Linked DNA regions of Mus musculus: all the other regions are linked to region 1. Evidence: chromatin loops called from intact Hi-C (ENCODE). Cell type or tissue: heart. All regions are shown on one strand.

Region 1 (4,000 bases):
AGGTGCACTCCTTACACTTGCACTTGCCGCAGTCCTCACACCTGTAGGCATGCAGACCCAAATCATCCTTGCTCAGTGGCTTAACGTCACCAGGCTTGAGCTCCGATTTAGGCTGCACTCGGATTATTCCATCAGCAGCAGCAGGCCCGTGGGAGAAGGACGGTCCTAACAGTCTCTGTTCCGAGGAGCTGCTGCTGGTACTTGTCCTTGTACTGCTCCGAGACCCTGAGCTGACAGTGCTGATGGACCTGGACAGAGGGGCCCGTGAAGAATGGACCTGCGAGGGCTGGAGCCTGGGAGGCTGGCGGTGCTCCGGCAGACCGTGGAGTCTTTCATGTTTGTGCTGAGTGGAGGGGCGAGGAGCAGGCTTGAGCCCAGGTCTTGGGACCACAGTAGGGCCCTCTGTGTACTCATTGGTGTTTCGGATGGCTCTGATCTGATCCAGAGACAAGACGTGTACCTGCTGGGTAAGGGCATCTCTTGGATCCGGCTCCCCGCGCTGCCTGCCACTGTCATGGGCTGTCTGCAGCAAAGGCTGCGACCCGTTGCCACTCTGAGCTCTGGCCTCCATCAGGTCTTGGCAGTGTGTTCACCCCAGCAGGCTTAGAACACATCTGAACTCCTGGGGAAACCAAGAGGAAAGAAAATGGTTTACACTCTAAGACTTCCCGTTCTCCACCCACCAGACTTGACAACTCTTCCACTTCCCTCATCCTCTAGAGAAAATGGGACTTGGAAATGCGCTGGTGGTGGCTGAGGTAGGAGAACAGCTAATGGTCGAGGCATGTTCTCAAAAGTGAAAATTAAGGCTAGGCCCTGACAGTTCTGCAGTCTTAATAAGAGCAGAAACGCAAAGCTAAGCTCTACCGATTCACTGAATGCTTCACTCAAATAAACATGCAATTTAGAAGGCTCCGGCCGGATGAAAAAATTGTCAGGAAACGCTGGCGCATAACTGCTGCCAACAGTTTCACAGGTATACTCTTCAGATCTTGAAGTAGGTTTAAGTTTGTCGCGATCATTTTTACATGAAACACCAACAAATACCTACAACGTATCGGTCAAGTCTTTTTTTTTTTTTCTACATCACACTTGCACCGTGAGTGGTCTAATCCCTATCTTTTTCCAATCCCATAGGACGGCTGTGATTAAAAAGAACATTTCAAGGGCAATTAAAGCGGAGTTTTAAATAAATATTATTAGCATAAAGTTATATAATTAAAGTAAGTCATCTCGAATTCCATTAGGTAGCACGTGAAAATAAAGTCCTAAGACCACAACTTGTACATCAAATATTCTACAGACCCACATCCTAGGCGTCTAGCCTTAGGTTCCGAACCACAAGTCATTTTTTAATAAATAAAGCATGCACACACACACACACACACACAAAAACACCCCATGATTTTCTCATCTTGAAAAATACCCGAGAGCACAAAGCAAGTAACTGCAACAAGAAAAGTTTTAGGAATCTGAAATGTCACAGTGGAAGCCTATGATCCTGTCAAGTAAACTTAAAAATTACAGTCATGCTTCGATTTAAGTACCATCCCATCCCCTCTCCCGAGTCCACATGAAAATAAAGGAAAATAAGCAAAACCGGATTTTTTTTTTTTTTTAACCCAACCTCTGCTTTTTGGAAAAGGACAGCGAACAAGGCAGGTGACAAACCAGACAGAGCTGGAAACCGGATCTGCTCACCTCCAACAGCAAGGTACACAAGGCTGTTCTTCGCTTTCAACCCGTTTATCGGCTCTATCTGCGCCCCCACACAGTCCCCAGCAGGTGGGACTCAGCTAGAACCCCGGGGGACTTTTCTCCAGGCGGACTGACGCTGTCCAGGGGCCAGCCCGGCCCCTCCCGTGTACAATCTGCAGAAGCTGAGGCAGGCAGGGGGCGCGGGCGCCTCCGAAGGGGACGTGTCATGAAAGGCACGAGCACACTTTCCCCTCCTCCACCCCCGCGGCTAAAATTTCCCCCAACCCAAGAGGAACTGCCATCCGGCCCCAAGAGGGGGAGCCACTCTAACACGCCCACCCCCCCGCCGCAAGGTCACCACAAGGTGTTTCTGGGAAGGCCCTCAAAACGGCCGTCCTCACTAGTTTCCAAAGCCGACGGCCCGAGGAAGAGCCGGGCTTAGGGCGCACAGCTTGCACCCACACTCCCAGAGCGACTCCACGGGGCAATGACCTAAGCAAGCACTGCCTGTAATCTGCACACGCCTACCTCCTTTTAGATCAGAAAGAATAAGACATACTTCTTAAAACGAAAGAAAAATAGCTTCATCCAGAGCCCCACTGCACCCGCCAGGCATACACAACTATGAGCCCCGGGGATCGGAAACTTTTCCGTGAGGACCTGCTTGCTGTGCAAAGTAGCATCTTTTGGAAGAAAAAAAAAAGTTGATTTCTACAGATCCCTGGCCGCCTCCAATGCAGCCCCCCCCCCTTCTGCGCTCTCCCAGTTCCTCTCCCTCCCCCTTTGAGTGCTTTGAAACCCCCATTAAGAACAGTGTGTGATCAGACTAAGGATTAGGGGGAAAGGACTTCAGCACTAGGGTGGGGCAAACCGACACAGAAACCCCTTTGTAAAAAAGGCGTTAAGACTCCAAATCTTAAAAACAGTAACACAAAAGAGGGAAGGGGGGAAAAAACTAGCCTTTTTTATTTTGCCACCTACTTTCAGGTAATGGAAAACGATCGCGACCACTTGATATCTCTTCCTGTGCTAAGTCAGCCTCAGTGTCCAAATATATTAAAAAAAAAAAAAAAAGCGTGACCTAGGCCGACCACGAAGAACGGAAAAAAAGAGAAAGCTGCACTTCCGAACCGCAGAGACGCGGCGCCAGGCTGGGCGACGCTCCCACCCGCACCGGGCTAGACTGTCCACACCCGGCAGAGGCGGGGACTCCCTCCGCCTGGCACTCTCGCCTCCGCTCGCCTGCCGGGTCTCCTGGCCCGGTGAGGTGGAGAGGTGAGAAGCCCAGTACCGCAGCCCCACAGGCGCCTCCGCCTCAGGATGGCTCTTCTACAACTTAGCCTTCAAACGAATGGAGGAACAGGTTAGCAATGCCAGAGCCTGCAACAGCGACCTAGAAAACACTTTGTGTTTTCCCTCCCTTAAAGCTCTCGGCGACTGAATCGTCGCCAATGCAGGGATAGGAGTAGAACGCAGTGAAGCGGTCCTCCGCCCCAAACCCCTTACGAGTGAGCTGTCGTGGGACGGGGGATACTGCATAGGCGTACCCTGTAGCCCGGCCATGGCCGAACCCCTGTTCTAGGCGAAGGAGATCCGCGGGGTAGTTCCCTAATGCTCCCGAGAAGCAAGCTGGTTTAGTGGAGAGAGGAACCCGGACCCCACTCCCGGCCGGCTATGGTTCCAGAAGGGGAAAAGCCAAACGCTCCTCACCGTGATCGCGGCTTTGCACCAACCCCTCTCCCTTGAATCCTCTTCTTCCAGCGATGTGCAAATAAATCCAGTCCTGATGCAAACTTTTTCCTTCTTTCCAAACTCTGCTTCAGTCCAACTTCCAAGCAATCGGTGGATTAAAACCACGGGGAAATTTTGGAACCCAGTCCTCCACCGTTGGAACCCTCCCGGATTCCGGGATAGATGACCTCCCTTCCAGAAGCGCACGCGGAGTATTTCCTTTTTCCCCCCTTCTCTCTCTCCTTTTTTTTTTTTTCTCAATGAACAAGAGGCCGAAGCGGCAACGTTGGCGAGTCTCTTTTTTTCCTGGTCGATGAGAGAAAGCGAGGCGAGCACGGCCTTACAAAGAACCTAAGGCCAGCTCGCCAAGACCCGGGGGCCCGGGGCTGCTCCCAAGTGGAGGCAGGCGCGGGGCCGAGGGCCGGGCCGGGCGCGCGCGGGGGCCTGGGCGCTGCGCGCTCCGCCGGCCCCTCTCCTCCGCTGGCGCTGCGGCGCGCAGCTCTCGCTCGTGCAGACTGGGCGTTGCGGAGGCGCGGCGGCGAAGCCGAGGCGGGGGTGGGGGTGCGGAGGG
Region 2 (4,000 bases), 76 kb before region 1:
TTCTCTAGAAGAGGATCTTAGTTGAGTTCTTTTATTATTATTGTTATTATTAATTGGTTATTTTATTTACATTTCAAATGCCCCCTCCTCTACTCCCCTCTGCAAGCCTCCCATCCCATCCCCTCCCCCCTTTGCCCCTAAGAGGGTGTTCCCCCACCTACCCACCCACTCACTCCTGCCTCACTGCTCTAGCATCCCCCTATCCTGGGGCGTCAAGCCTCCACAGGACCAAGAGCCTCTCATTCGCTTGATGTCTGACAAGGCCATCCTCTGCCTCATACGCATCTGGAGCCATGGGTCCCTCCATGTGTGCTCTATGGTTGGTGGTTTAGTCCCTGGGAGCTCTTGGGGGTGGGGTGGGGGGTCTGGTTGGTTGATATTATTGTTCTTCCTATTGGGTTGCAAACCCTTTCCCTAATTCACCCATTGGGGTCGCCCTGCTCAGTTCGATGGTTGGCTGAGTATCTGCATCTGTCTTAATCAGATGCTTGCGGATCCTCTCAGAGGACAGTCACACTGTGAGCAATTCTTGGCATCCACAATAGTGTCAGTGTTTGGTGTCTGCAGATGGGATAGATCCCACGGTGGGGGGCCTCTGGATGGCCTTTCCTTCGTTCTCTGCTCCTTTAAACAGGGACAATTCTGGGGTAAATATTTTGTGATGGGTAGGTGGCCCCATCCCTCAACTGGGGGAGGGGCATGCCTATCTACTGAAGGTGGTCTCTTCGGGTTCGATCTCCCCTCAGTTGGGTATTTCGGTTAACGTCATCCCCGTTGAGTCCTGGGAATCTCTCACTTCCCTGGTGTCTGGGATTTTCTAGTGGTCCCCCCAACCCCTGTTCCCCATTCTCCACTGCTACATATTTCTATTCATTCTCCTTGCCCTCTGGACTTCTCTCCTGTCTCTTCCCATAGTTGAGTTCTTAATACCCACACACAGTTGCCTATAACTCCAGCTCTGAGGAACCTCTACACCCTCTTCTGGCTTCCATGGGCACATGCGCGCACACACACTCACACACACACAAACGGGGAGTGGGGGAGAAATAGAATCTTTTTTAAAATATGAAGAGTGTAGCTTAGTGGCTAGAGCATGCTTAGCATAAGCAAGCTCTGAGCGGATCTTCAGCACTGAAACTGAAGGAAGGGAAAAAGGTAGGAGATGGAAGATAGAAGCAGCAGCAGTAGGATTCTGACAAGACTTCAGTTACTTGGCCTAAGTTAGGAAGGAAATCATGCCATAGCTGTCTTGAAGGTGACTTAGTCAAACTAAGCCCCGTGGATGCTGAAGGATGAAGGCTAGAGTCAGGTGGATCCACATTTGGATGACAGCTGGAGCACTTACCAACCTTACCAACTATTTAGCCACTACTAATTAATGAACTCTTAAAGGCTTAGCTTCCTCTTATGTACAGTGAGGATAATATTGGTACCTTGCTCATACTTTTTTATACTTTGTACTATGGCTGTCACACAGTAATGTCATCTATCACAAAAACCAAAACAGGTGGGAGATGATATGCAGCAGAAAAGAAGAATCCTGTCAGATAGTGTCATGTTCCAGCAACCCTTGTTTATGGGGCGGGAATCCGGGATGATGTGATCTTTGTCTTCAGTGTTCCTTGTCATCTTTTCTAGGTTAGCTTTGTCTTCAGGCTGATTCCCCACATGTTTGCAAAATAGACATGAGTCACAGCTGAGACAAGCAACCTCTTTGTTCAAGACTTGCAGAAAAGAAGAGAGGAAAACACTTCTTTAGCTGTGAAGCAATGTGACTAGAACAACCTCAGCCTTGTAGCCATCACATACAACGGAATGGTCAGTAGAGAAATGTTTTGCCCCAAGTGTCCTCCAGCTTCAGTTCTTGTGATATGCAGGAAGAGAATGTGTATAATAGTACACAGCAGATACTACAGCTAAATATATCAACCATCTTTCCCTGAGTCACTCACATAGATACAGCAGGGATACAGATACCTAGAGAGATGAAGTTCTCTTAGGTAGGCCAAAAGGACTGTTAGCATCTGCCAAGAACCCCAAAGGTGTATCCATTTGATGGGTTCAATATGATTTCAATCATAAGGATAAGGACAGCAACATTCAGGAGCTGTTAGCCATCCCCTAAAACTTGAATGGGCAGAAAACAAGCAAACAGAAAGAAATTGTAAATAGGGCTACTTGACAAGGAGTGTGACCTTTGTCAAGAGTCTTGCATTTACTTGTCATTAAACAGCTTCTTGGGAAGAGGGACTGGAGAGATAGCTAAGAACTTTAAGATTGCTCAGTGTTCTAGAAGCCCCAAGGTGAGTTTCCAGCACACATATCGGTCAGTTCACAACAGTCTGTAGTTAACCTCAGTGGATCTAGTGCCCTCTTCTGGCCTCCATGAGCTCCTACACATATGCAGTTCACAAAAATTCATGCAGATATACACAATTACACTAAATCAATATAAACGTACTTTTAAAATTCATAATGGATGAGTGATGTAGAAAGGTTGTTCTGTGAATGGACAAAATAGGTGAGTTGCCAAATTTTGAAGTAACATTTATGTTGGTAGTTTAAACTGGGAACCAAGGTGATGAAGAGTTATATAGATTCTAGCAATATTGCTGACAGAAAATCAATATTTTGGTAACAGAATGGATAACAATGAAAAAGAAAGTGTTTAAAATAAGGAAAGAACAAGATTGAGGAAAATATCAAAATACTATCTTTGAGCAGGAAAGAATTTAGATGTCTTTGAAAACTGAGAAGGTAATAAGTAGTCGGTGGTACCACAGAGATCCATGTGAAATAAGAAGTCTGAAATGAAGAGAAGAGGTTTGATTCAGAAATGAGAATGTATGGCTGAACTGTATAGTTGGAAGTTAACTTCCTTAATGCCCAGAGTGAGCAGAGAAGAAGAAGCCATCTCCACAGACGAATTCAAACATTCAAGGTCAAGCAGAGAGGGTGAGCTCATTCGTATAGGGGTTGGACAAAGGTCAGCTGGCCAGCGATGAGAAAGACCAGACAGAAGCAGGCATATATAGACAGTCAGGAAGACAAAACTAAGCAAGCACTACAGAAAAACCGCAGAAAATAGTAAGAGAGAGCACCCAAAAAACAACCTGAAACAGGGACAAGAAGACTTAGAGAAGAATATTCTAGAAAGCGAGGAAAGAGAGAATTTCAAAAAGAGTTAATTGATCAAGGGATTTTTTTAAAAAAGGGCATTGGAGTTGGAGGTGGCTTATTTGGTAAAGGGACTGCTGCAAGAGAGTGAGGACCTGGGTTCGAATCCTTGGCACCTACCTCTGTAAAAACCACAGGACTGCCGTGTTCTCTTAATCCCAGGACTGGGAATACAGGGAAGCAAAGAGAAGCTAGTCCCTAAAGAGCATTGGCCACTCTGCTTAGCCGAGTAGATGACCTTTGAGTTCTGTGAGAGACCTTGTCTCAAAGACAAATGTATAACTACTTTTATAAATTAATAGGTAAGGTGAAAAGCGAAAGAGGGAAGGACCCCTGACCTCCACAATGACCCACAACCTCCACACGACCATGCATAGGCACAGATACACATGCAACACAACAATGCATAAATAACACAAACAGAAATATGCACCCCTACACACACACACACACACACACACACACACACACACACGCACACACACAAGTTATTTTAAAAGTAGCCCCTGCAGACCATATGCAAAGCTCCTGGTTCTATCCCTAATGCTACCCCCCCCCCAACAATAATAAGACTCTCCTCACGACCGGTATTCTTTGAAGCGTTCTAGATGCACAGTTCACCTGCTTCTTCAGCAACCCTGTGTATGTCACATCTATAGGCAAAAGTCTCATTTCAGAGGTAAAAAAATAAATAATTAATTAAATCATAAAGAACGGAAACCTTGCTTCTAAATGGGAAGGAGAGACTTTGTACCCAAATGCACTTAATCCTAAGGTTGTCATTTGCCTAGAATTGCAAAGAGTCCTCTGATTTTCACTATTA
Region 3 (4,000 bases), 160 kb before region 1:
ACATTTAAAATCCTCTCTTTTGGCTATTTTTTTTATATGGCTTAGCTTATTTTTACTTGGTCAACAACCAGCATAGCATACCATTTTAGTAAAACTATAGAAAACATTTAACACAATGATATAGACATATGCATACAATTACATGAAAATAGGCAAAAGTTATTGTATAAGTCTATAAAGGCAAAAGAGAGGTATACTTGTATAAATCAACTACCATCAACAGTACTTACAGGAATAAAAGAGACCTACATGAGTGAATGGTAAGCAGATATGCCAGCCTAAGACTAATGTAAAGTGCTAGAAAATTATATAAGTTTTGTATGTTTAGGCTATGACGTGTTTCTTTCTCTTTTTTTTTTTTTTTTGCCATTTTTTTAAAATTAGGTCTTTTCTTCATTTACATTTCAAATGCTATTCCAAAAGTCCCCCATACGCTCCCTTGGCTATTTTTTTAATACAATTTATTGTTAAGTACAGTTAACATGTTGAGCAACCTGAGTGGGGAAGAAACTAATAGAAAGGGGGCTTTAGTCTACAGGTACACAGCCAGACAGGGCGAGTCAGTGCTGAAAGAACTCTGTTTGGAAATAGGCTGCTTGCCCCAGGCTTCAGCCACAGGCCGCTTAGCTCCACCCACACACACCAGCTACAGCTATGCTTTAACCCTTAGTGGGCACTATCACACAGTATTCCAGAAGGTATAAGAGCGTTATGTTTCTTGTTTCTTTGCACATTCCCAACATAAGTTTTGTCTGGGTTAGGTAAGAGGACAGCAGAAACACCGTTGGTAAGGTACAGAGAAATTACTGGCTGTAGTGAATCCTGACTCAAGGGCACAATGACTAAACATAGATCCAGGTCCAGGGCTCAGAAGAGATAATGGTTATGAAAAGTAGTTGAAGATGCCCAATATAAACAAAGTGCATCTAAGTGCTGGTATCACAGGTGGCAAGTAGGGGAGCCGGCCAATGCAATTATCATTCCTTAAAGGAACGAGACTGTATCAGGCAGGGCTTGTGCATTTGGAAAGAGCATTAGCAGAGCTAAGTACTTCATAAAGCCAAGAGACTTTGAGCTCTGAATCTCTCCCAGCTCCATGGAAAATGCAATCACCAGAGAGTTTGTTTTAAATATAAAATCTAATGAGACAGCTATGAGGATAATAGATCTGCCTTCTCCTCTCCAAGTTTTATTCAAAACTCATCACATAGACTTGGGGTAAATGACACACCTGAAAAGCAAAGCAAGCACACGCTGCTCTGTAGCAGGAACCCACCGGCAAGGGCTCTCAAACGCTTCCCTATGGAGATCTAAGCTGTAAAAATTAGTATTTTTCAACTCCAAAACTATATATGCAAAAACATTGGCTAACACTGTAGGGCCATGACTATGCTAGAATCTGATCGAAAAATAGTACAAAATTCCCCATATGGTGAAGGTCTCAACATTCTATTTTTAACAGATTTTGGAAAGATGGGTAGAAAACATATTAAATGCCTTCTCTGAATGGCAGTGCTGTGTCTGAATGTTTCTATTTTTATACTTCTATGCATATGTGTCATCTAATTCACATTTTTTTATTATCCTTTAGGGGAATGAAACAAATTTTCTACAAATTAAAATTCAGAAATGGACATATTTCTATTTCACCAGAAATGAACATTCACAATCCAAAACTCTAGCAGCTTCGCAGGCTTCATTTTTTACTTGCTGAATTGCTGTAATTATGCCAGGATATTTTTTGATATTTCTTCTTAAACGCGATGAGAATTTCTCTTTGAAACAAGAGGCTCCCTGCCCCCCCCCTCCCTTACCCCCAAACAGTGCCTGTGCTTTTTTTTCTGGAATCCAAATGAGATGCTTTAGCCAATGCTGATTTCAAAGGCTCCAGAAAAACAGCCTCCTCCAGCCCCTAGCCAACGCAGTCGCTGTGGCTTTAAGAGTAGCGTTCCGCCACCCCCCTGAGCCCACATACTTGTCCTCTTTGCACAGAAAGTGCCAAGCAGTGACATCTACTACAGTTTCTAGGACACGGTGCTCTCTGCTATACAGGGAGAAAAAGAGAGAGCGCGCTGTGAGAGAGAAGGCAGGCAGGGGAAGTGAACACAAACCCAGCTACATTCCCAGCGGACAGGCACTTCCCATGCAGTAATCCTGACCTGCTGTTTATGGCTGTTTGGCTGATAGGAAGCCCAGCTCCAGCGAGCTCTGGGGCCCAGCCTCCCCCCCTTGCTGTCCATTAATCATGAGAGGCTGTTACGAAGTGTACACAGAGTGGGAGTTCTGCCTAGAGTGGCCTCTAGCTGTCTCCAGCTCAATGAAATGACCCTGTGTGAAAACTTGTTTTATGAGAGATTGGTTTATTTGTAACTAAACTACTTCCTCCGTTATTTGATAAGCTCAAATATTTGCTGGTGATAGTCTGAGAGTGTCACATTTATTATCCTGTTTCTGTGGTTGCCTCACTCCTTTGGAACCAGCTCTGTTAACCCTTGGAAGGACAGCCCACGCCATCTTTCAGTTGGTCAGCATTATGTCAGACCAATTAGGATTTGTGACTCAAAGAGGGAGACTGTGTAGTTCCAAAACCACACGGACAACTCCAGAGGCAGAAGACTTTGATAAAAGTCCCCTAGGATTCTGAAACCACCATTTAAAAAAAAGGAAGGGCAGGGCTTCTGACTTCCTAACATAAATCTAAGGCCGTTCTAGACACATTAGTATTCCTGAAATGACAACTTTAGATAGGTCGGTGTGACTTCCTGTAGTTCTCCAGACCCCCAAAACGTCAGCTGTGTAAAGCGTGTGCGTTCTCAAAATGCTTAAAATGTCGTAGCATTCGGTGCTTTGACGCTTTGCCTGTTAGAGTCTGAGCTCATTTGCATTTGGCAGGACTTATTTCCTGCTTCCAGAGAAGGGGGGCGGGGTGGGGGGTGGAAGCCTTTGCTTGCTCTCTCAAAGGCTCAAAGGGCTCTCTGGACATATAAAACTATGTTTCCAAGAATTAAATGAACCAGAATGAGGCAGATCTCTTTTGGAATGAAAAGAAATACAGGCTTTTGTTACATGCAACACATTTGGAAAACCTAAATGGAATATCTCTCTTGACAAACCCACACTGGGACTGTTTTTGCAGCTCTTTCAGTCTCTGGTCAGCTACACGGAGTTCTCAGTGAATGCAGAAGAGGCTAAGGAAATAGCCACTTACGTGTGGCAAAATGTTCCAGCCTTGCAGAGATTTTTCCCAAAATCATTAGACCCACCAAAATGCTTTCCATTTGCCAGGCCTTCACCTTCCCCATCAGAATTTCCACAGTCCTCCAGCCTTGCAGCCCAGCTGTCAGTACCTCCTAAAACAGCCAGCCGTTTGTAGCTGAAAATGTAACCAAGTTTATACACTTCTAACCCAGAGAGCTCCCTGACGATCAGGCAGGAGAAAAAGAAAAACAAAGCAAAGTGGAGCAAAGCAAAGACGTTTTACTCTCAACTTGTTTCAAGGTCACAACAGAACACCCATGCAAGCTCCTTCCATGCTCATAAAAGAGGAGAATTTGGGCCAGCTAAGGCCTGTGGGAGGGCACATAAAGAGGGACCTGTACTGGGAACACAGCCTGGAGAGACCTTTTCCATCATGTGAAGGGGCATGGCTCAGGGTTCCACCTCTGGTTTCTTTTAGATCTCTGCAGGTAGCCTTTCCCCAAGACCCTGCCAATGGAACAAAACTTGGCCAAGTGATGACTAGAATTGTAATTATCTGAAATATATATATATCAAAATATAACTATATTTAATATGTTGAATAGATTTTATTATTAGTTTTCTCATTCTTTGTGTTTTTACGATTTTAAAATTGAGCTTTAAAAAGGATGAAATATCTCTCCTCTTAGGCATATTTTCTTTCCTGCCTTTCCTATTTTGAAGTTAGGGATTGAACCCAGACCCTCACATCTTAGGCAAGCACTCCACCTCTGAGCCACTTCTCCAGTCTTCCTCAAGGTTC
Region 4 (4,000 bases), 330 kb before region 1:
CCACTTGGGAGATCTCACGAGGTTGAAGTGTTCATCTGAATGGCCTTCATCCCAGATGCAAATTCATCCGACAGAAGTGTGTGTGCCAGCACCAGAGAGCATAGACTCCTGAGATGATACTTAATATAGTACCAACTCCACAGGGGTTGGCAAATAGAGACAGCCAATATAACAGTGGTTTGGCTTAAAACTGTTTCACTTAATTGTGGCTTGTAATTGGTACTTGTTTGGTAGAAATTTTAATTTAATTTTTAATCTTCCCTTAGGTGAGTGACATGCAATGTGGTGGTCTTTGTTGATGCTGGATGGTGGCCTTCAGCCATAGCTTGCAGTCAGCCTTTACAGTGTACAGTGTTGTTAAACTATGCTGTGCAGTAAGTGTTGTGCAATAAGACCATTTTCCACTCATTGCATTGTCAACTTAGGGTGGGTTTGTCAAGATCTAACCCTACTGTAAGGGGAGAAGCATTATTGTTGCGGATCAGGGCTGTTTGTCCTCTCAGCCATGCCCACAGCATGGCGTCAATACCTTGCTCACAGAAACCACATAGATATGTCTGCTTGCTTTTTGAGAAGACAAAATTAGCAAGCAAAGGCCCTGTGGTGTCTGTGCCATCATGCCAGGATCAAGGAGACCAATTTTTTTAAATTGTTGACAAACTGCAATTTATCAAATATTTATTGATTAGTTTGAACTGCAAGTGATCAGAAGACTGTTAAATTATATGAACAGGTGGGTTGAAATAAGAGTATCCTTATTTAACTCTACAAATCCATAATACATAAAAACCCAACACAAAAGAGTAATTGCCCTGAAGTCTTCACAGCAGCTTACACTTCTTTTTTTTTCTTTTTAATATCTTTTTATTACGTATTTTCCTCAATTACATTTCCAATGCTATCCCAAAAGTCCCCCATACCCTCCCCCCCCCACTTCCCTATCCACCCATTCCCATTTTTTTTTTTTGGCCCTGGAGTTCCCCTGTACTGGGGCATATAAAGTTTGCGTGTCCAATGGGCCTCTCTTTCCAGTGATGGCCAACTATGCCATCTTTTGATACGTATGTAGCTAGAGTCAAGAGCTCCGGGGTACTGGTTAGTTCATAATGTTGTTCCATCTATAGGGTTGCAGGTCCCTTTAGCTCCTTGGGTACTTTCTCTAGCTCCTCCATTGGGAGCCCTGTGATCCATCCATTAGCTGACTGTGAGCATCCACTTCTGTGTTTGCTAGGCCCCGACATAGTCTCACAAGAGGCAGCTACATCTGGGTCCTTTCGATAAAATCTTGCTAGTGTATGCAATGGTGTCAGCGTTTGGATGCTGATTATGGGATGGATCCCTGGATATGGCAGTCTCTAGATGGTCCATCCTTTCGTCACAGCTCCAAACTTTGAAGGAGACCAATTCTTGCAGACTAGAGCTTAGGATTCTTGGTGAACCAAAAGCGTTTGCCATGACACCACCTCTACCTTAAGCTACACACATTAATACTTTGAAGAAACTAAAACTAGTTTTAGATTCATTCTTCCATTCTTTCTATGCCATGGAATTCAAGTCACCCAAGAGAGAGGTAACACCCTCTTCTTGCATTCCTCCCTCAGATTTTATGTGGCATGACCTGTGGTTTAGGAGCAGGAAAGCTGTCTGCACAGTTACATTCTTACTATTTGAAGTCGGTAGTATATCTGCCTTTAAGTTCAGACAATCAAAGCCGTCCTGCACCTTAGGCTCCCTACCACTGTCTACTTTTCCTCCTGAAGTAATAGTGAGCATCAACTCTGAGAGACACTGTTTGTACCATGGGTTGAATATTTGTTCCGTATCTGGTAATATCCTGAGAGCTTTCCATACAGTCTTCTTTAACCTATATAGCCCCTTTAGCTAGCAGCTATCATGTTCCATTTTTCCAGAGGATGAAATGGGATCAGAAATTAAGAAACATACCTAGTCATTTAAGAAATTAACATGGACTAGCAAAGGCTCCCAGGGTATTAGTGATGAGAAATTGAACTTTTTCACTGTCTCCCTAAGTAAGAGTTTCAGTATTACATTTATGAGTGATAAACCGAATAAAGGTCAGGGTATGCATAGACACACAGTCAACTTCTTGTATATATCTTAGAACATCTGAAATCTCAGCTAATGAATGGAACTTCAGTAAAATGCCAGCTGAGAATCCCCAGGCTGAAGCACACTTCCCAGGTTGAGTCAACTCTACGACCATTTTTTTCCCCTAGTCTTTCATATCTAAAAGTTCTGATGTTAAACGACCCACCCAAGTAAAACCACCCTTCCCCCACACACATAAAATAACAAATTATTTGGGAATAATTTGCAATTAGTAGAATAATTATTTGAGATCTAACCTAGCAATGCAGTTGATGAGGAAAACATGCCCTTTGTAGATATCTAGTATACTAGACTGTGGAGAAACGGCGCTAAGGTCAAAACTGCTCAAAGCGGTCACACAACGGACTGAAAGACAGCAGCAAGAGGGGACTGTGGAGCTGATGCCGCTCCGCGAGCTGGGCGTGGAACGTGGTGAAGAAATCTGTTGTTATAATGTCATGTTTGTATAGATTCACACTTAGGCTTGGACATGCTTCTATTCTAGGAACTCGGTAAGATAACCAGAGGGGATGGAAATTCCTGCCTGGACTTGGGTTTTTAGACAAGCTTCCTCTCTTCTCAACACCTGTCACGTGAGAAACGGCAGCTCGAGCACAGACTTGGCAGGCAGAGCTGTTCGTGTTTTCTTAAACACTCTTCCTTTCTCTGCAGTCGTACCTATTTTGAGAGAAGAAGTAGTCTCACACTCGCTGCCCAGACTTCCGAAGGGCATTGAAGGCTTGTTTGGAGCACAGAATTTATGCCGTGCTGACAAATAGCTGACACCGTAATGCTGCCCAGAGAATCTACACTGTCTGCCGACCAGGATCCCATTAATATGCAGTATTTCATGGACAACCTTTTCTAAGTAGGTTTGAGAGGATAATGCCTTGTTTGAATAATAATATGGCACATTTTACTATTCAAAGCACCTTATCGTAAATCTCTCATTTCATTTTTGAAAGCACTAGGGAGATAAGACCAGGATTATTACCTGTGGGTACTTGGAAGCTCAGAAAAGTCAAGTAAGTCACAAGGCAGCCTCCAAGGACAGCTGAGGTTTCCAACTCTTCTTTCCCAGCTCAGTTGGGCAGTGTAAGAAGAATGTTCAGGCTCCAGTACCACGGGTAGAATACTGAATTTCCAGGCACAGCCACTGCCTCTTCCATTTCCATAGCTTGCTTCCAGCATCATTTAGACGTTGTGGCCATATAAACAAAACAAAAATTGTGAATTATAAACAAAAGCTCATAATTCAACCTAGTCTCTTAGAAAATGTTTTTTAAAATCCAACTAAAAAAGTACATGAACTAATTAAAAAATATTTCTTGTTTGTTTGCTTGCTTATTCATTCATAGACAGGAGTTTACCATGTAGCCCAGGCTGGACGGGGACTAATTATATGTACAGGCTGGCCTTGATCTTGTAAGTCTGTTGTGTCAGCCTCCAGAGTGCAGCAAATACAGATGTGCATTTCTACATTTGTTTTAGCATATTGATTTTGAAAGATTTTCTTAATAATTTTAACATTTCATTGAATATACATATACTACATATGCATATTTATAATGTGTATACTTAATAATGTGTAATGATGTCTTCTGTGTATACATATGCCTATACGCTAGAGAAGTAACAGGATGTTTTAGTTTGGTGTCTGGTTTGGTAGTAGACACCATGACCAAAAACAACTTGGTGGTGAAAAGGTTCATTTCAGATTACAGGTCCCTGCCCATCATCAAAGCCAAGGTAGAAACTCAGCACAGGAATTGAAGGAGAGACCATACAGAAGTGCTACTTACTGGCTTGTTCTCAAGCTCATGTCCAGCCATCTTTCTTATACAGCCCAGGTCTGCCTACCTGAAGATGGGACTGGACACACTTATGCCAA
Region 5 (4,000 bases), 720 kb before region 1:
AACATCTTTGGAGATTGTCACCATCATTTACTGGCTATGTGCATATAAAATTGCAGCCACAGAATATGGTCTTGAGAGTCATTTATCAAAAGTTATAAAATAATGGAAGTATATTCATAGCCAGGAAGGAGTGCTACTACATGGCCCTAAGAGTCTATTTTGTCTTTAACAGAACTTAGTTCACATTCAATAAAGCCTCAATGATCAGCACAGAATAAGCTGTCAGTTCATTTTCACTTCTTAAAATTGAAGAGAGGGGACCAATATAAACAATATGGCAGAGAATTACAAAGAAAGTTTAACTTCACATAAATTAAAATGCACATAAAAAGCAACAGGCTATAGGTGGAAACTAGCAAGAATGCACTTGTAAGAAAAGCATGGGTACAGTTTTTGCTTTTTGCTATTTCTGTTTAGTCTCTATTCAGGGTTGCAAACTGACTTATGCCAAAGCAGCTACTCAGCAGCAAGAGAATTCAAATCAAGGTTCAGGGGTAAAAAAGATCACTGTGCAAGCACACATGCACCTGTGCGCGCACACAACACAGAAATTTTTCATAATTCACAATAAAAAATAAATTTTAATGCAATTTTTAAAAAATACATTTTAGTAGCAAATATAAGCAAACAAAAAGAAGGTATCCTTCAAACTGAGTATAATGCTTTTAGAACCTTGTTCCTTTTTAAAAGGGTTACTGCAAATCAAAGTCTAATGGTTTAATAGGAAATGTATACCATAATGAAAACAATACACTATCCACACTACAATGCAATAACATACTTAAAACATGCATTGACTCTGGAGCAGTGGGTCTTAACCTTCCTAATGGTGCAATCCTTTATTATTCATGTTGTGGTGACCCCCAAACATAAAATCATTTTCACTGGTCGTCGTCCTCCTCCTCCTCCTCCTTCTTCTTCTTTTTTTCCAAGACAGGATTTCTCTGTGTAGCCCTGGCTGTCCTGGAACTCACACTTTGTAGACCAGGCTGGCCTCGAACTCAGAAATCCACCTGCCTCTGCCTCCCAAGTGCTGGGATTAAAGGCATAAGCCACCACCGCCCGGCTCATTGGTACTTCTTAACTCTAATTTTTCTACTATTATGAATTGTAAGTATGTGTGCTTTCCAATGGTCCTAAGCAACCCCTGTGAAAGGTGAGTACTACTGCTCTAGTGTATAATAAATAAGGCTTGAATTTAAATAACTGTGAGGTAGTATTTTAACTTCACACTTCACAGAAATAACACTCATCAAGTAAAAGGGGATAGAAAACACCAGCGATCCATGCTAATGTTGGCGATAGCAGTAGTAGCCAAGTAAGCTATTCATCAAGCAGTAGGAAGGAGGGACAACTGCAGACTACTGAATGTCTCATTCTCTTCTAACTATACAAGGAAACAAATAATTCTCCCTAATTATACTACTAAAGAAAGAAAGGTTCGCTTGCATAGATCACTAAGCTAACTGAATGGCAGAACTGAAATTTGAATACTGACGTATGGAAAAAAAAAGAAGTTTGCTTTCATTCCTCTATGTAACCTATCTTCACAGCAATGCATAGCTGCAGAAGCAAAAACTATAACATTCTCATCTTTACAATTAAACTCCAAAGTCCTGAGGCTGTCAATCTTAATTCCTGAAAAATTAAAGGATTTGATTGTAATATCTTGAGGAATTCCTTCATATCAAAAAACCCCCCGATTTTATTAAATTAACACATGTGGTAATAAGCCCACTCCCCCCAAAAAAATAAATAAATAGTAAAGAAAACTTCTATTTAAAAACAAAAAAAATGAAACCTTGGATAGCAGGTCAAACACTTGAAGATGGTTCTCAAAAAGAGAAGAGGAGGAGGAGAGAGAAGAAAAGAAATACAAATGGCCAATAGATAACCTTAGCCATCAGAGAGAGGCAAGTTAAATTCTTTCAGGAGGCTGGAGAGCTCAGTAAAATGCCTGCCTGGAGTCTGCAGATGTAAGCTGGAGCCTGCGGAATGAGATTGGACAGGTGGATCCTAGAGCTCACTGGCCAGCTGGCCTGGCCAAATCAAGGAACTCCAGGTCCAGTGAGAGGCTTTCTCTCAAAACAGAACGTGTACAGCAGATAAGGAAAGTGTTTATATGAACTGTTGGCTTCCAGGTTCTGGCTCACCCCAAGCAGAATGGTCAGGATGAAGGAAACAAATGAAACCAGAAGCTGGTGAGGACGTGAAGTGCTAAGTCTTATTCAGTGGTGGTACAAATATAAATTGGTGCAGCCCCTATGAAAGTCAGTGTCAAGTTCCTCAAAAGCCTAATGGTACCATGCGTATACACACAAAAAGGACTGTAACTCAACATAAGACAGAAACATTTGTACATGCACGTTTATTGCTTTACTGTCAAAACAGTTCAGAAAGAGAACCAGCTAGATATCCAACAGATGGATGAATAAAGAAAATGTGGTGCATTTACACAGAGGAATCTTTTCAGTTATAAAGTATAAAATCATGGCATGTACACAAAAATAGATGGAACGGGGGATTACTGTATTTAGTGAACTGGGCCAGACTCGGAATAAGAAACTGTTTGTTTTCTCTCACTGGCAGAACCTAAGCGCAAATGTGTCCTGTGCGTCTGAGAGACAGAGACCAATGGACCGTGTGAGAGAGATCTTATGGAGGAGAAATGATGAAAGCAAAGAGTAATGAAACACATGACATGAACACAGAAGGGAAGACTACTAAGAGGAGAAAATGAGAAAGCAATATGGGAAGAGTGAGGTCAAGGCCACCATCAGTGAGAAGGGTAAATAAAAACAAAGTACAATGGCATAAATATATGCAAAGGCCATAATAAAACCCATGACTTTACATGCTAACAACCAAAATTTAAGGTTGAATCACCATGACAAAAATACTGGTTTTCTGATTAGGATTTCACATTACCAAAAATGCATGCAAAAGACTGACTAAGCAAACGGGTTAAAAATCAAAAGACATCAATTCTAAGTATTGAGAGAAAATTTCAATACCTAAATGTTTAATGATTTGTGAAAGAAAGAAAAAAAAAGAACAGAATTCTGCTACAACTACAGAACTTATAACTGAGTAAACAGACCCACATATTTGTCCTTAGGGCTAAAAATGCAACCTGTCTTTCCTATCCTACCTCATTCTCCATCACTCTCAAAACTCAGCTACCCTAAGCCCTTTGCTAGCTTCTACAAAAAGCTTCAACAACACACAACATGATTAACTTCACTCAGCAAAGTCCTGTGCGATCTCCAGCGCCTCTGGCATCACTAACCATTGCTAGTCTTCTCTTCCTCTGCTCGACATTCATAAAATATGTTCTCCAAAGCCTAGGAAGCTCCTCTTCATCCTTCCACGCTGAGATCTACTGTTGCCATTTCAAAGCAGCCTTGCTTAACTCCACATAATGTACTTACAGTCCTTCCGCAAACAGTATGAATTTTTTAATTACATGTCAAAACTATGCAAAAAAAAAAAAACTTTACATAAAAAAAAAAAACATTAAAAACCAAAGATGGTAAATAATTAAGCTTTTGTAAGTCATCAACTAGAAGAATAATAAAGAACACATGCAAATTTAAATTTAAATTTAAAAAGCAAGAGACTGGGCAGTGGTGGAGCACGCCTTTAATCCCTGCACTTGGGAGGCAGAGGCAGGCGGATTTCTGAGTTCCAGGCCAGCCTGGTCTACAAAGTGAGTTCCAGGGCAGCCAGGGCTACACAGAGAAACCCTGTCTCCAAAGGAAAAAAAAGAGAAAAAAAAAAAAAAAAAAAGAAACAAGAATAGGAGCTAAATTTAACAACAATGTACATTAGAAAGGGATACAGTGTAGACGCTACTAGCAGTTAACTGTTAGACATCTGAATAGTTGCTACAATAATGTGCTTTGTTTGAATTAAAGAAAAACTAAACGCATACACACTAAGTATATATGTTTTAAGTTATTGAAAAGAACATGAAATGGTAGTACAGTTGATTTGAAAG
Region 6 (4,000 bases), 640 kb before region 1:
TAGAATGGAAGAGCTGATATAACCCAGGGTTCGGGGTGTCTGTTTTGAGTCAGGTCTCTGATTTTTAATGGCCTCTTTTTCTTAGAAGTAATAAAATTTAGAGACAAGTGAACCTACACAGCTAATGAAAATAAAAGGGCACAGGAATTCAATTCTAAATTACCTTTATAATAACAAGTTATATTGGGATCTAATTTTTCTTTGCTAACACTGGGTGTTGTTTAGCTCATGAAAGGCAATTCTATTCAGGATGATACTGTAAGGAGTTGGCACTTGTGCTAATAATATCGATTAAATTAGGATCTAAAATATACTACATTGGAACACATGAAGAAAATTAGGTATGACAACACCAATTGCTTTTTATTATTTCTGGTCTGGCAATGCTAATATTAGATATTTTAAGATGATCCTAATAGAGATCTGATAAATCATCTGAAAAATAAAAATATCAGAAAGACTTAACTTTTCTAGCTACAACTATACAAAGTTTATTGAACTTTGTTGGATCTGGCCAGTTGTACCAGTCTCATCTGGCTTCCTTTCTTTCGGCAATCTCATCTGCACATGTATGAAGCAAAGTGAGAGATGGTCTCCAGGTTTCCCTCCCCGGATCCCCAGGAGATCTCCATAGTAAGAACAGTTATGGGGAAAGGGCTTGATTATCTTAAAAAGAACAGTTGGGCCAGATCGAGTAGGGCCACAGATCTCAGGGTACAAGAAGCAGATGTTTGGGTTAAAAGGTACCTTTTGCTGGTCTGCCATAGTCTTCTAATTGTTAGAGAAACATGCTCTGTGCCGAGAGAGAGAGAGAGAGAGAGAGAGAGAGAGAGAGAGAGAGAGAGAGAGAGAGAAAAGAAGAAGAAGAAGGAGGAGGAGGAGGAGGAGGAGGAAGAAGAAGACAAAGACGAAGATGAAGAAGAAAAGGAGAAGAAGAAGAAAAGGAAAAGAAGAAAAGAAAAAGAAAAGAAAGAAAAAGGAGAAGAAAAAGGAGAAAAAGAGAAAGAAAAAGAAGGAAGAAGAAAGAAAAAGAAGAAGGAAGAAGAAAGAAGGAGAAAGAAGGAGGGAGGAGAGGAGAGGAGAGGAGAGAGAGGTGTCACAGGGTATTATGATGCGCCACAAAAACTGATTCTTTACCATTATCTTAGGAATATCTGAGTATTATTAGCACACACACAAAAATCCTACCTCACTTCATTATTTTCTTCTGTCCTTCCCATTTCCTATTTCTAAAGGCCTCTTTCTCTGTATGTCATCAGAATATGTTTGAAGAATTTGTAAATCTCTTAGAAACAAGGGGGCAAAAGAAAGAGGAGGGTAAAGCCCTATTCAGGATTTTCAGAGTAATGAAACTGTTCAGTATGATATATAATAGTTAGGGTATATTTGTCAGAACTCCTACAACGTACAATGTTCAAAATGAACTCCAATGCAATCTATTATGGATTCTAAGTGATTGACAATGGTACGCTGTCAAATGGGTTTAACATTTGTCACAAATGAGCTGTTCTACTGAGGAAGGCTACGCGTGCTCAGAAGCAAGACTGTCTTTTTTTTTTCCTTCCTCGAAATTTTACTGTGACTTTAAAGCTGATTTTATATATGTATATGTGGTCTTTGTATATGTATATGTCCCTGGTATTTGGTAATTCATTACCTCATTAATGATTTCGAATGAGCGCCTTTTTAGGCCTGTCCTGAGATGGATCTCTTTGAGATGCTCTAGGCTGGGGACTAATAAAAGGGCGACCTGTCCTCAGGTGCTCTAGGAATGCAGCGCCTCCACCCTCCGCAGTGACGATGCATCCTCTCGCCCCACAGTGAAACCTGCCCTCACAGGAAAATCCAATCAAGTGGGACGATTTTTTTTTTTTTTTTCTTTTCCGCTTCGGTTGCCACCGCCCACTGTCGACTAGATGACAACCTAGAGGGCTCCCGGGGACTTGCCTGACTCTTCCATCTCCTCCCACCTAGGGACACCTCCGGAGCCGGGCGGCGGATGGGACGCCGGCGGAGCCAGAGAGCATGCGCGTCCGCGCCGAGCATGCTCAGTAGCGCGCGCGGCTCCCCGGAGCTCCGGCGCCGATCGGCGAGCGACGCGGAGCTCTCCGCTGGAGCCGAGGGAGCGACAGGAAGTGAAGCGGCCCCGCCAGGCGACCTCGGCGGCAGAACCCGAGGCGGCGGAAGAGGCTCTGCGGCGGCGGCGGCGACGACGTCGACCCGGGAGGCCGAGGGAGCTGAGCGCCGAGGGGACACGCCCGCTCGGAAGCCGGACCCCGAGGCGGGCAGGATGGATCACCACCAGCTGGGGACTGGTCGCTACCAGGTGGTGAGTGCGCGGGCCCCGGGGAGGACGCTGGCCTCGGGGCGTCCCGGCGGGCCCCTTCCCGCCCAGCCCACCTCTCCGCCAGCCCCCGGCCGCAGTCGACGGCCAGCGCCCCGCCGAGCCCCCTCCCCGGCGACGCTCCCCGACTCACCCCGGCTGGCTTTCTTTCCCCTCCTTCTTCCCTGACTCACACACCCGTGAGCAGTGAGTGGTGTCCCCCTGCGGCGGGGCAGGGTGCAGGTACCTGTCAGGGAGTCGACCCGACCGGTGGCCTGAATTGTGTGAGGTTATAGAGTGGGGTGCAGCAGGGCTACAACCGGCGTGAGGGGTAGAGAAGAGCTGTGATGGGGAAGGTGCCTCTCTTCTAGTTAACCTTGTCATTTTGCCCTTTTCCATTGTGTTAGTATTACAGTGATCGTTTTTTTTTTCTTTTTTTTTTAAATCTGTTCCTGCTTTGCCTGTGTTCGTGTGTGCAGCGCTTTATTAGAAAAAAAAATCAAACCTTGTTTGAAATGAAATAGTTTTCATTTAATACAGAGTTTTAAAATCACTCAAGTATGTAAACCACCAGCTATGCTTAATGAGTGAAATGCGCCCTGTATTTTCTTTGTCAGAATCTCTGTATTTTACACCCTGTGTGTTTTAGTGATGTCATTGGAGATAAATATTGTGAATAGCATTGTCAGCAATATTTACTTTATTGCGTTTTCACTTATAAACTTTTAGATAATTTAGTGGAACATAGTTACGGGGGGAGAGAAGAAAAGCATTTGTGCATATTGTTGCTATTGCGTGTCGGGTTTATAAGATTGCACAGTTAGTCCTATATGTCATCTTTTCTGTCTGTCTGCATGTGTGTTGTGCCTTTTGACAAATCTGAAGGATTGTGGTAGAGACTTAAATTTTCATTTTTTCTTTGGTAAGAATTCTCTGTCATTTGTGTCTATTTGCTATAGCATGGCCAGGTGATTTAGATTATGAACTTTCTGAAAATTATCAACATTTTCAGAATGGCTTAGGAAATAGAAATCTTGCCAGTTTATTGAAGGTGCTTTTCAAGTTGTCAGCTTTGGGTAACTTTATATTTTTTAAAAGACATTGTTCCCTTTCTAAGTGTTTGCAAAAAAAAAAAAAGCCACGTAATTTTATCATTGATACTTGTTTTACTTCTCAAATCTTACCCACTTCTGTTTGTGTCTCTAAGTGATATAATTTGATTTGAATTCTTTCTTTGGGTTGCTTTTCCTTATTGGGCTCAACCATGGATGATACTTAAAATAGTGTTAATAGTTTTAATTTATTATATTGTCTCTTTTGCTTTTGATGGAGGTAACTAGTTGAGACTATTTTTTTCTCTCAAAATCTCTTCAGATAATGTTGGAGTTTACTTTTGTCTAAACTTTGAAAGAAGGTATAAAATACTACATTTTTTTCCCTTCAAAACTGAAGCTGTGTCCTATAAAGACTTTGAGTGGGTGGAGCCACTCTGTAAGGGCAGAGGGCAGAAATCAGTCATTCTAAATAAATTATTTCTTTTAGATAGAATATTATTTTTTATGGGGAGAAGCATTGGAGAATTTTATTATAGTCTAAATTTGTATTTTCATTCTTTTACTTTTGTGGTTACATAGTAAGTTCGTGTGTTTAGGATGATAAACTGCCCTCCTCCCTTTT
Region 7 (4,000 bases), 420 kb before region 1:
TAAGAGTCTCCTCTTTTGTTCTTCTCATTGTCTCTTTTGTTCTACTAGTTCTCAACTTTCTATTCATAGCTGGGACTATGTGTAAGTAGCCAGACTGATGGCATTTATAATTATTGTTTACATTTCATATTAACTTTTAGTTTTCCTATTTTCACATTTATGATAAAGTCAAGGCTTCTCAAGTTTTATTAAATATGCTTAGTTACTTACAGTTTGACACTCTTATTTCATTGATTACTGTCTTGTTTTATTATCTTAGATGGAGGGACTAGTACAGTTGTTGCAAAACCCAGATCATATATAAGCACTATTCCAGTTTTCACCTGGTTACTGAGGGAGATATAGTTTAATTAAATGGGCAGTGGTTCAGGCTTCCCTTTCTGATTAGTAAGCTTTACAAGTTGGTTGATTCCATAGATATCACTTCCAAGCTTCATTAGTTTCTAAAGTCATTTATCTACCCCAAATGTTTAAAAACTTTATTGGAACATACTGAATTGACACTAGGACTATGGAATAGAGGTAATGGAAGTTGGAGCATAGGAAAAAGATGGTGGGTACAAAAAAAGGTGAGCTTGACATCTCTGAGTCTTTGCTAGAAGGAAGAGAAAAAGGATCATTGAAATGACGTTATCATTTATATAAAGTTTCAGGACACTCAGGAGACATATATGCCTAAGGTGAGATTTGATAGAACATTTAGATATCAAGTGTTTATCAAGAGGAAACATGTGGGGCCAGGGAATTGGGGATGGGGGACCAGGCCTGGAACAAGAGGGAGATCAAAGTGTGTCCAAACCCTGGAAATCTGTCCAGAGATCAGCAGTAGGATCTAGTCCTTTCCCTCTGCCCTGGGCCTTCATATCCACTTGTAGCCCTTGCTGGCCTACTTCGCCCCAGTGGAGGAGGTCATGTAGCCAGGTTAAACTTCCTTTCCCCTTATAAGGCCAAGTCCAGCAGCACCAGGAACTTCTCATTATGCAAATGAGGCATCCCTAGTGCACTGGCCCTGTCAACGATGTACACTCACTCCACAGTCCCCGTAAACAGCCGCATGAAAATTAGCTGTCTCACTGAAGAGGCCATCCTCACCACTACCTGCGATCTTTTAGCTCCAGCCTTAGGTCTTCCCCCAGGATTCACCAGTAGTGATCAGGCAGATCCTGCTATATGAGAAGTCTGAATTGCAGAGAATCTCTTAAGCCTAGCAGAAAAACCTAACACTGCACCAAGGGAGTAGGACCTTACCACTCCAGACTGGTCAGGATCTTATCAAATTTACCCTCTGGAGCAATATATTTTGCCAAATATAGCTAACTGTGTTCAGTATATGCTCTTACATATCAATAGCTATTACATATCAATAGCTATTACATATCAATAGCTATTGGAAATATTTTGTCAAGTTCCCAATGCACTTGTATGTACACAGAGACAAGGTAGCTATTGAGAAAGGGAAAAAATGGAAAAAAATTGCCTTCCAAAGTTTGCTCTATCACTTGTCAGCTGAAGCAGGATAAGGAATAACGTAAGAGCAATCTCTGTGTTAGATACATAAAAGTCACTCATAGAAATCATTAGTTTAATTTTCTAACTTTCTAAGAAAGTGTTTCTATTTTAAAAATGTTTAGACAAAAAACGTGTGTGTGAATAATGTACAACGTGATGTTTTGCAATACGCAGGCATCATAAATGGGTAGATCTGCTTAACTAAATAATGGTGGATTAATTCAGATGCATTAATTCATGCAGTAGTCATTTGGGGATGAGTGCTCTTAACACCTACTCTTTGCGTTTGCAAAGAAGCCAGACAGATGCAAAGCCAGGTCAGTCACAGTTACGTGTGCCTGAAGATGTGGCTAACTGGCTGTCTGCTTTTTTGCTTCCTTACTTTGTGAGTGGAAAGGCGGATGCTGTTAAGTTTCTGCCACAACTGGGTGGATTAAAAAGACTATCACTGGTGAAACCAATGTTATTTATCATTTCAACCCTCCCTTTAGAAGAAGTCTGTGGTGACCAGACACTTTTTTTTTTTAAATAAGAAAAATCTTTGTGAGCTACTTCCTATGCTTGTACCAGCCCCAGCCTTTCCTCTTGAGATTGGGCCTATAGGTGGCAGCAACTGTAAACTCTTGAGGTGGGGAGCTCTGTGCCAAAAGCTCTCTTGAAATACTTGGAATAGTTTAAATATTCTTTGATATTCAAAAAATGAAATTTTCTCAGATAAGGAAGTGAAAAACCAGCCTTCAGCTGTGACTTGTGAGTAGATTCTCCATAATCCACATTGCAGAGATTAGACAGGACACAGAGCCTTGACAGGCTGTCTCTAGAGGTTTATTCTGTAATCATGGTTGGGGTCAGTCTTGTGACTGGCATGGCCAGATTGGCTATCTTTTCCATAGAATCATTGTGGATAAAAGATTTTGGGTCTACAACAGCCTATGGTATGGCCATCAAGCCCTTTGTGCTAAGCATTCAATAAATGCTGGGGTTTTAACTCCACGCTCGTATGTTCCACTGATTGTGAATGTGAATCACCAAGATAATTCAAGGTTTTGCAAGTCAAAAAATGATAACTTGCATAAATCAGCATATGACTTAAGGGAAACTTATAGACAATTTCCATTATAGTTTGGGTTATTTTATTAAATTTTTTTTACTTATTTATTTTTGAGGGCATGGAATTTTATCTGGCTTTCAAGGTGAGGAACACTTGTATTTTCAGTGATGTTTTCCAAGGGACTGTCAGTTAGGTTCTATTAGTTAGGAGGAGCTGAGACAATATGAACTTTAGATGTCTGTCTATAAGTGATTGATAAACTATATTTGACATGATTAATCTAATCACACCAGTCATTTTCAGGGTTTATAGTCTTGTGGCTCAGTCCTTTGGGAGACAGTGGATTGTATCAGTTATATTTCAGCCAGCTAGACCCAGCCTTTATGTTTCCCCATCCTGACGATAGCCTTAAATGATTCTCCTTTATCCATTGCCCTAAAATGCTGTAAGGAGTAAAAGATTGCTACTTCAAATATAGACCATTGGCCATTGAGCACAAATTGTTTAAATTTAAGTATTTAAATAAAAGTCAAATACATTTAAAAAATATAATCAAAAAGGGATTTTTTTTGGTAGGCATTATTTAGTTGGGCTATTTCAGTTATGTTAATTCATTGGAAAAAGAAAATAAAATAGTATCACTTCTATAAAGAAAGTTTTAGTATGTGCCAATAGCAAGAGATTCACTGAATCAGAACAGATGGAAAGATGATCCAGCGGCTAAGAATGTGTAATGCTCTACAGAGGACCAGAGGTCAGTTTCCAGCACCAAAGACTGGCAGTTTACATGTACCTCCAGCCCGAGGATCTGACGCCCTCTTCTGGCTCCATGAGTACCTGTACTTCTGTGCACATAGCACACAGACACGCAGACACACACACACACGTTAAAAACATCTTTAAAGAAACAGCTAATAAACACTTGAAACAACAATATGAACTAACCAGGACCCCCAGAGCTTGTGTCTCTAGCTGCATATGTAGCAGAAGATGACCTAGTCGGCCATCACTGAGAAGAGAGGCCCCTTGGTTTTGGAAACTTTATATACCTCAGTACAGGGGAATGCCAGGGCCAAGAAGTGGGAGTGGGTGGATAGGGGAGCAGGGCGGAGGGAGGGTATAGGGGACTTTCAGGATAGCATTTGAAATGTATATAAAGAAAATATCTAATAAAAAATAAAAGTAAAAAAAAAGAAAGAAAGAAAGGAAGGAAGGAAGAGAAAGAAAGAAAGAAAGAAAGAAAGAAAGAAAGAAAGAAAGAAAGAAAGAAAGAAAGAAAGAAGGAAGGAAGGAAAGGAAGGAAGGAAGGAAGGAAGGAAGGAAGGAAGGAAGGAAGGAAGGAAGGCAGGCAGGCAGGCAGGCACCCATGTTATAGATTTCAGGATTTTTTTTTTAAAGTAAGGTATTGACATTTTAGGTTATAAGCTTGGCAATAGCTCA

What was found. A loop is a pair of places that touch in the nucleus more often than their neighbours do. Peaks named below come from ENCODE experiments on the same cell type or tissue, not always from the same donor. Only the 100,000 strongest peaks of a DNase experiment are listed, where the experiment ranks them.
Region 2: it touches region 1 in a loop (2.1-fold over the local background); 2 of 42 quality-filtered maps call a loop at or near these places.
Region 3: a loop joins it to region 1, with 9 times the contacts of the local background. A loop is called at or near these places in 16 of 42 quality-filtered maps.
Region 4: a loop joins it to region 1, with 2.1 times the contacts of the local background. A loop is called at or near these places in 8 of 42 quality-filtered maps.
Region 5: a loop joins it to region 1, with 6 times the contacts of the local background. A loop is called at or near these places in 8 of 42 quality-filtered maps.
Region 6: it touches region 1 in a loop (2.8-fold over the local background); 3 of 42 quality-filtered maps call a loop at or near these places.
Region 7: a loop joins it to region 1, with 2.5 times the contacts of the local background. A loop is called at or near these places in 12 of 42 quality-filtered maps.

Annotation. Positions count from the first base shown.
Region 1 is chr14:105,893,180-105,897,179 of GRCm38, forward strand. Spry2 (sprouty RTK signaling antagonist 2) reads right to left here and starts at 3,640. Exons shown (of 2, transcript NM_011897.3): 1 at 3,409-3,640; 2 at 1-622. The coding sequence starts at 571. In heart, a CTCF peak has its summit at 1,903; DNase peaks (open chromatin) are centred at 542, 2,042, 2,932, 3,252 and 2 weaker places; H3K4me3 peaks cover 4,000 bases; H3K27ac peaks cover 4,000 bases.
Region 2 is chr14:105,817,360-105,821,359 of GRCm38, forward strand. No RefSeq gene overlaps it. Among named protein-coding and RNA genes, the nearest start is that of Gm41239, 3.4 kb to the right of the region's middle. In heart, a CTCF peak has its summit at 2,397 (motif pointing left); no DNase peak of the experiment used is centred here.
Region 3 is chr14:105,730,299-105,734,298 of GRCm38, forward strand. No RefSeq gene overlaps it. Among named protein-coding and RNA genes, the nearest start is that of Gm35967, 3.9 kb to the left of the region's middle. In heart, CTCF peaks have their summits at 2,068 and 2,281; DNase peaks (open chromatin) are centred at 2,113 and 2,813; H3K4me3 peaks cover 2,788 bases; H3K27ac peaks cover 3,236 bases.
Region 4 is chr14:105,563,398-105,567,397 of GRCm38, forward strand. No RefSeq gene overlaps it. Among named protein-coding and RNA genes, the nearest start is that of 9330188P03Rik, 24 kb to the right of the region's middle. In heart, no CTCF peak of the experiment used is centred here; no DNase peak of the experiment used is centred here; H3K4me3 peaks cover 1,047 bases; H3K27ac peaks cover 1,405 bases.
Region 5 is chr14:105,170,548-105,174,547 of GRCm38, forward strand. All of the region lies in intron 1 of Rbm26 (RNA binding motif protein 26), which reads right to left. Among named protein-coding and RNA genes, the nearest start is that of Rbm26, 4.8 kb to the right of the region's middle. In heart, no CTCF peak of the experiment used is centred here; no DNase peak of the experiment used is centred here.
Region 6 is chr14:105,256,674-105,260,673 of GRCm38, forward strand. Ndfip2 (Nedd4 family interacting protein 2) reads left to right here and starts at 1,950. Exons shown (of 8, transcript NM_029561.5): 1 at 1,950-2,329. The coding sequence starts at 2,000. In heart, a CTCF peak has its summit at 1,985; DNase peaks (open chromatin) are centred at 2,058 and 2,528; H3K4me3 peaks cover 1,816 bases; H3K27ac peaks cover 1,071 bases.
Region 7 is chr14:105,473,056-105,477,055 of GRCm38, forward strand. No RefSeq gene overlaps it. Among named protein-coding and RNA genes, the nearest start is that of 4930449E01Rik, 24 kb to the right of the region's middle. In heart, a CTCF peak has its summit at 2,109 (motif pointing right); no DNase peak of the experiment used is centred here.